Linked DNA regions of Homo sapiens: region 2 is linked to region 1. A link is a loop called in an ENCODE intact Hi-C map of the cell type or tissue named here. Cell type or tissue: dorsolateral prefrontal cortex. All regions are shown on one strand. Region 1 overlaps JPH3 (junctophilin 3). Region 2 has its middle 14 kb from the start of JPH3.

What was found. Hi-C counts contacts between places; a loop is a spot of excess contacts. Peaks named below come from ENCODE experiments on the same cell type or tissue, not always from the same donor. Only the 100,000 strongest peaks of a DNase experiment are listed, where the experiment ranks them.
Region 2: a loop joins it to region 1, with 2.4 times the contacts of the local background. A loop is called at or near these places in 55 of 110 quality-filtered maps.

The regions. Positions count from the first base shown.
Region 1 is chr16:87,634,952-87,638,951 of GRCh38, reverse strand. The region is part of intron 1 of JPH3 (junctophilin 3); the gene reads right to left. Among named protein-coding and RNA genes, the nearest start is that of JPH3, 34 kb to the right of the region's middle. RefSeq lists an enhancer at 3,055-3,234. In dorsolateral prefrontal cortex, CTCF peaks have their summits at 2,195, 2,395 (motif pointing right) and 3,275 (motif pointing right); DNase peaks (open chromatin) are centred at 2,401 and 3,291; H3K4me3 peaks cover 1,421 bases; H3K27ac peaks cover 257 bases.
Region 2 is chr16:87,586,865-87,590,864 of GRCh38, reverse strand. No RefSeq gene overlaps it. Among named protein-coding and RNA genes, the nearest start is that of JPH3, 14 kb to the left of the region's middle. In dorsolateral prefrontal cortex, a CTCF peak has its summit at 1,921; DNase peaks (open chromatin) are centred at 1,630 and 1,904; H3K27me3 peaks cover 927 bases.

The sequences.
Region 1 (4,000 bases):
CCTCCGTCCTGGGCCCACTGCAAAGGCACCAGGCTGGGGGCCACACTTCACATCCTGAGAGATTCGTAGGCAGATCCCTGCTTCTTCCCTTGGATAGAGGGTGACGCCAGGCTGGGGTCAGGAAGGGGGACTGGGGCACCTTCGCTGTGTCCTGTCCCTGAATTCTCAGCACTCTATGGCTGGATGTTGTCGTTCCCATTCTACAGGAGGGGAAGCAGAGAAGCCTCTCTACAGACATGGAGACCAGAGGCCAACACTGGCTCATTCTCAGCAGGTGAGCAGAGCAGGGACCCCGGGTCCCGGTACTCCTCACTCTCCTCACTCCCCAAGCCCTGCCATGAACCAAGCCGACCCACCTCAGCCCTGCCCCTGTCCCCTCCTACCTAACCCTTGTCCTCAGAGGGGAGCCAGGAGCCCTCATGTTCACTGTTCCGGCACAATTCTTGAGGCCGCCCCTTCAAGTGCTCTGTACAGTCCTGGTCTGTGGATCATGGTGGTCGCTCCTGTGTCTCCCCAGTAGCCTCTGGCGTTCCGGCCATGAACAGCACCCCCACCCTGTGCTCCACGGTCCAGGCACTTAGGTGTCCAGTGAACGTGTCTGTTCACCAGCAAAGGGCTGGAGCAAACACAAAACACAGCTGAGACAGGAGAATCATTTGAGGCCAGGAGTTCAAAGCCAGCCTGGGCAACATAGTGAGACCCCATCTCATTAAAAATTAAAATTTTAAAAGGAGGCCGGGTGTGGTGGCTCATGCCTATAATCTCAGCACTTTGGGAGGCCAGGCAGGTAGATCACCTGAGGTCAGGAGTTCGAGACCAGCCTGGCCAATATGGTGAAACCTCATCTTCACTAAAACTATAAAAATTAGCAGGGCATGGTGGCGGGCACCTGTAGTCCCAGCTACTGGGGAGGCAGAGGCAGGAGAATTGCTTGAACCCAGGAGGCAGAGGCTGCTGCAGTGAGCCAAGATTGTGCCACTGCACTCCAGTCTGGGCAACAAGAGTGAAACCCCATCTCAAAAAAAAATTTTTTTTTTAAAGAAAAACACAAAACAGCACTGCTCTGACAACACAGAACACCAGCAGCCCCCGCACGGGGTGCTGGTCACACCCCCAACTGGAGCTCGGCATGGGAACACCACCCAGGAGGCCAGCATCTGGAATCCTTGAGCAAGAAGCCAACCCCGGGGGCACAGGGAGTCTGCTTTCCCTCGACATTCGCCCAGGGCACCACGAGGCGGAATGGCCTTCAAGCATAGACTCCAGTGGTGGCTGTTATCCCAGGGTTGTCCCCGAGAAAGTCCCAGATCTGGAAAGGAGAGCAGAAGGGCCTGTGAGTCACTAGGGTCTCACCCAGCTTTGTCTTTACAACTTCGGACTCCACGTCAGCGCAGCACGTGACTGGGTCCCATGACTCCGGGGGTCAGAGACATGCACACAGGACACACTTCAGGCCCAACACCGGCGCAAAATGAGAACAGACCCCGTACCACAAGCCTTCATTTAAAACACACACACACACACACACAAACACACACACTCTCTCTCTCTCTCTCTCTCCCCCATAACATGAACAGGTAAATCCAGAGACAGACGGATGATGGCCGGGGAGGAGCAGGAATGGCTGCTCACAGGGCTGGGGTTTTGGGGTGATGAAAGTGGCCTGCAACCTGATAGAGCTGATGATCAGAACCCCGTGAATGTGCTAGTGCCACTGAATTGCATATTGTAAAATGTGAATTTTATACTATGCCAATAAAACAACGTAGTGAGGTGAGGGTAGCAGAGCAGGGGGCGGAAGCACAGCGAAATAAAAATACAGATGTAAGATTTCCGACTCCTAAGATAAAAGAACGGCTGGTCAAATCCTAGGGGCTTTGAGAACACAGTCAGGGACCCAGGATCTCGCAGCAAACTCCCGTGGCCGACAGGGCCTTGTGGAGGCCTGACCCCCGTCATGCTGGAGCCTGGCCGGCAGTGCTGGGGAGCGTGTGGACCTGAAACCAGGCAGCCGCGTCCAGGCCCCACTGCGCTGCGCGTACTATGGCCGGGGAAGGTCAGTCACATCTCGGAGCTGAGTTAGTTTCCACACCTGTAAGATAGGGTGACAATCGCACCCACCTCTAGGTTTAAGCGACGCATGAACTGACGGAGCTCTGGCCATGCCTCCCGGCACAGTGTAATGAGGGTCGCCGGAGTCTTTCCTGCCCCGTGTTTGCAACTGCACGGTGTTGGATTTTTGCCCCTGGTGGGAACATAGCTCTGATTTTATAACTGATATCAGTAAGAAAAGGGGTTTGGCTACACGAAAGCACACGGCCTTCAGTTCTGCCGTGACTGCCTGCGTAGCCTGACCTCATCACCCCACAGCAGAGGGCACCAAAGCGCCGGGAACAGGCAGTGAGGGACAGGGCTTCCCCCAGACGGGAGCTCTGCGGGCTGGGCCTCCACGCTCGCCGCAGTTGCTCCTCTCCCTCGCTCCCTCGGTTGCTCAATAAAGCGACAGCCACTGTGACGGAGCTATTGAGCGCACACGCCTGCACCATCAGCTCGGCCACCCCCAGCCCTTTGCATTTATGCTTGATTAAGTAAACAAAAAGTCTGGGCTCAGTTCCTTGGCTGTGCCAGCAACACCCTAGTGCTTGGCGGCCAACCGCGGCTGAGGGCAACTGAGCTGAACGGCGCAGATGCAGGACGCCCCCGCCCCCACCCCACCCCAGGGCACGTGGTGGAGGCCTCTCCCAAGGTCAAGATCCAAGGCTGTGGGGGGCAAACCCAAGCCGCTGATTCCCAAAGCCTGTCCCATCGAACCTAACTGGTCACCTGCAGAACAGGCGGCTTGTGTGCATGAAGACAGGACCCAGTGTCGGGGGGACAAAGCTGCCCCGCAAGCTGCCCATCTCTGTGGGCCGCCGCGAGGGTCTGGCTCGGTCAGCACGGCCCCCAGAGCTAGATAATGTCCTGTCTGCTCCAGTTGCCCTGGCCCTGGGGCCCCGGAAGACACCCCAGAGGAAGGTGGGTTCGCAGGGTGCCCTGCTTCCTTCCAGACCCTCTCAGGAGGGTGTGGCTGCAGTGGATGTCGGTGCTGCCTCCGCACACAGGAGCCCCCGGCTCTGCTGCAGCCACCTCACCCACCGATGGCCCAAACACTGAGAGAGGAAGTCGGAAGACGTGGGTGGACCCCAGCTGAGGAACAAACCCCCTAAACCTTGCCCGTGAAACGCCGACTAGAACCACCACAGACTCGCAGAGAGCGGATGAGATGAGGCCGCCAGCAGGTGTCACTCGAGCCACAGCTGCGTCCCCACAGGGCTGTACCCCTCCCTTCCTGTTCTGCCAGGCTGGCATGGCCTGAGAAGCTGCATTCCTAATGCTCAAGGGACCCTGCTCGGAGATCCGCTGGGACAGTCACTCAGCGCCTGGCCTGCTTGGTCAGCAGCATTGTCTGGGTCCGAAAGCCAGAGCCCTGGGCCAGCACAGCCCCTCAGCCGGCCTTGTGGGTAAGTATGGCTGGCAGGCTCTTGCTGCTGCCTGTCTCTCACCAGGGCCTGCACATCTCACACCCTTGTTTCTTTTCCTCCTCTGAAGCCCCACCCGTCAGCTGACACTCTTCCCAAAACTTTAGTTTCGGAGCCCGGGGTCCCAGCTGGAGAGAGCGCAGCCCTCACCAGGTGCTCCACCTCCTCAGGGCCATGGACAGATGCCCCAGGTCAACACCTCCAAAGAGCACCTGAGAGGTCCCAGGGTGGGGCAAGGTGAACGCTTTGCTGGGAGGAGCAAGGAGCCCACTAAAGACCTGAGCTCATGGCCACAGCCCTGCCCAGGAGACACTCACTCATGTGCGGCCCCGACCCATGAGTTCTGGCAGGCAAAAGCCCCCACCCAGGCTCCCACTACTGTCCCAGAGTCCAGTGGAGGGAAAAGGGGAAACATTTCCATGGCTCCATGCAGGCGGAGGTCACCTTTCATCCACACACTACCCCGGGAGCTCAGCACTCTT
Region 2 (4,000 bases), 48 kb after region 1:
CTCTGCCCTTCGCCAGGTGGGGAGCTGGGTGGGATCAAGGCTCTTCTTTATGCTCCGACCCCCGCCCCACCCACCCTTGCTGCCCCCATACCAGACCCTCCACCCTGAACATTCAACAGCTCACTCAGTATTCATCCAAGAAACATGAGGTCAGGGCCGGGAATGCAATTAAGAATAAAACGACGCAGACTTCACCTGTGTGGCTGGCGCGTGACACCACTGTAGAAGCTCAGTGCGTTCATTTGGCCAGTGGCGAGTGTAGTTGCTTCTGACGTGAAGGCTGGGTCTGGCTGGCAAGCAGTCACGTCAGTTTCAGAATCTCCTAACTGAATAAGAACTAAAGAACTTCCGGAAGCCCGAAGTGAGCTCTGAAGATTTGTGTTCAGTCCTGACTCTGCCCTTTGCTAACTGTGTGGTCTTGGGCAAGTCACACAGCCTTTCTGAGCCTGAGTTGTCACCTGTCAAATGGGAAGAAGAAATCACCCCCTCCTCTCTGCACAGAATTAGGTTGTGTGCACATTGTGAATGTAAGTGACTGTCCCTGTTAACAGCAGCAGTCCCTCCTGTCCATGCACAACTGTGTACCAGGACTAAGGACCGAGCGTGACTCCACTGCATCCACATAGCCCCGCTCGGGAGGCACGACCAGGGCTAAGCACGACTGCGCTGCGTCCACACAATCCCACTTCGGAGGCACCCCCAGGAAAGGGAACAGAAGCCTCAAGAGGTGGGAATGGCAGAGCCACTGGCCTGGAAGCTCTGTGTGTTTCCTGGAGAGTTGGGTAAAGAGAACATGAACGTATTACAAGGGAAGGTGGCACTCATGCCACAAAGTAGAGACCAGGACACCAGTCGCGTAGACAGGCCCTACGCTCCTAGGCAGCCCCGGTGCTGGAGCTGGGATTGCCCCACTGCCTCACAATTGTAAATAACGCCATTGCAGGGACCGTGTGCACATGGAGGCTGCTGAGGAGGGTGGTGGGGACAAGCGGTCTAGAAGCTGGCTGTCTGAATTAAACTCCTAATGCCACCTCATTCTGGCTGGGCAGCCGGAGGCTCCTTAGGGCCCCAGAGCCTCAGTTTCTTCCCTGTCAGAGCAGCCGCCTCCCAGGGTTGCTGAGAAGAGGAAACGGGAGCCTCCAGCATGGCCAGGGTGCCGTGACATCTGCGGTGAGCACGGAGTCACTCTTCCAGATGTTTCCGTGTGTGTGTGTGTGTGTGTGTGTGTGTGTGTGTGTGTCTGCTTCCTTCCGATAAATCCCAAAATGTGGAACAGCAGAGCACGTGCGCTTTGCAGACTCTCTGTCTGCTGCCCAGTGGTTCTGTGTGTGCCAGGCTGCCCCACCTGCCCACATGCATCAGAGTCCCCTGGACTCTTGTTCGAATGAAGGTTCTGGTCCAGGAAGTCTGTGAGGGGCCCAAGACTCTGCATTTCTATGGTGGTGCTGATGCTGCTGGTCTGGGGCCCACACTCTGAATGGCCAGGGCCCCAGGTATACACGTCTCCCCCTACCACTCCTCTTGCAGGAAGCTGGAGGCAGATGACAGCCCAGGGCAGTGTGTTCACCGCCAGGCTTGACATGTGGTCATCAGGCTGGAGAAGCCCATTCTTGGGACGCTGCCTGCGTCTGGGCAGGGCTCCTGCCTTCTCCGTGGTACCTGAATCTCTGCCATCAGCCACCAGTCCAGCCAGGCTGTTGATGCAGCCGATTCCTGCCAAGCTGATCGGCCCCAGGGAGGATCAGAGCCACCCGCTCTCCGTATGGAGACCAGGCAGTGAAAGGCCTGGCCGGAGGCACTGGAAAAGGCCGGAGCCCTTCGCAGTGGGGCTGGAAAGCTCTCCTGCAGCTTCACAGCCTGTGGGCCTCCGTTCCTGAGGCCGCCTGGCGAGCAGGCCCAGAGAGGATCGCGGACCAAGGGAGACCCCGTCTGGACGGCAGCGACCATGCAGCGCTGCCGCCACCTTCTCTCCATGGAAATTCCCGTGTGTGCGATTCCACCCGCAAAAGGTTGCAAATGCCCGTGCACTCCCCGGGCTTGGGGGGAGTAATAACCCAACTTCTTATCCAGATGGATGTTGTGGGGGAGACTGCAAAAGATTTAGTTTGTTTTACTTTTCTTTTCTTTTTTCTTTTTCTTTTTTTTTTTTTGAGATGGAGTCTCGCTCTGTTGCCCAGGCTGGAGTGCAGTGGCGCAATCTCAGCTCACTGCAAGCTCCACCTCCCGGGTTCACGCCATTCTCCTGCCTCAGCCTCCTGAGTAGCTGGGACTACAGGCGCCCGCCACCATGCCTGGCTAATTTTTTTGTATTTTTAGTAGAGACGGGGTTTCACTGTGTTAGCCAGGATGGTCTCGATCTCCTGACCTCGTGATCTGCCTGCCTCAGCCTCCCAAAGTGTTGGGATTACAGGCGTGAGCCACTGCGCTCGGCCTAGTTTGTTTTACTTTTCAAATGAACCATATGAAATTGTCAGCATTTGGCTGTTTTACATCTCTTAAAGGGCAATTTCACATGGTCCGATGTGAACCCTCCCAGCAAACCTTCAGGGTAGTTTTTGTAACTACCGCATGCACAGGACGCGTGACGCTGGCAGGCCTGTGCGCAATTGTCGTCACACAATTGCAGATGGCCTTTGCCATACACTCCATGGAACCTAAGATGCCACCAAGTGTAAGGGTGCTCTGGGCCCCTTTGCCTGGTGACAGCTGAGGCAAGCCGCTGACGAAGCTCTGCAGATTCACAGTTTGCTCCCCCCAATGTTTTAGGGCTGCTGTGCATGCCCAGAGCCACATACCTGTGAGGACTGATTAGCTGGCCCAGGAGAAAGGGTCCCCCACCCACCCATGAGCATCTGCCTCCTGCAGTCAGGGGCAGTTCTTACCACCAAGGCCTTGAAGGGCAGTCCTAGTGGAGAGCCGTGGATGGGGGTGGGAAGAGGGAGGCCAGACTGCAAGCTCTCAGCGAGGAGAGGGTTCACCCAGGGGCTGGGGCTGAGCTGAGGCTGAGCCCAAGAGATAAGGGCGCCAGTGCTAGCTGATGGAGGCCTGACCCACCTGGCCCTGCCCTTCCAGAAGGAGGCTCTCCGGGAGAGGAGGCTGGCTTCCCAAGCCAGGCCAAAAATGGCCACAGGAGCAAAAGAAAGAGACCCACTGGGGGCTGCGTTGTGGTCGGCGTGCCGGGTGGGTGAGGGCTTCCCCACACATGGGAAGGTCTGAAGCTCGTGCTAGCACCAGGTCTAGTGGGGACACCTGGGCCTTCTTATCAGCTTGCTGGGGTCTGGGGCAGAGAGCAAGGGGCAGTGAACACATATGTGTTCACACGTGTGTCACTGAGGGAGTGTGACAGGCCCCGTGAGCCCTGGCACACCAGCATCCCCATCAACATGGGGGTGTTCAACCCAGGCCTCTCCCTACAGCATCCTCACAGCAGTGAGCCTGTCAAAATACACTCACGATTTCCAGCTATGAACAGTTCAGCATGTACCAGACACCCTTGTACCACCCCCCAGATTTTACAAATGTTCATCTTTTCCATATTTGCTTTGGAGTGTTCTTTAAGGAGATGAAAGTTAGAGTTGCAGCTCTCCCCCACCCGCCCTGCGCCCCTTCCCCCGCCACAGAGGTCACTCCTCCCTGAAGCTTTGCGTGCCTCTCACGCAGTTTTGCTACCATTGCTGCTATGCCAACACCCGGAAACCACGCGGCACACGGGATTCGCGTAAAGGGCATCACGCTGTCAAATCCTTTAACAACTGGCTTTTTTCCACTCGATATCACGTTTTGGTTTGTTTTCTTTTGTTTTTGTTTTGAGACAGACTCTTGCTTTGTAACCCGGGCTGGAGTGCAGCTGCATGATCTCAGTCACTACAACCTCTGCCTCCCAGGTTCAAGCGATTCTCCTGCCTCAGCCTCCTGAGTAGCTGGAATTACAGGCACCTGCCACCATGCCCGGCTAGTTTTTGTATTTTTAGCAGAGACAGGGTTTCACCACGTTGGTCAG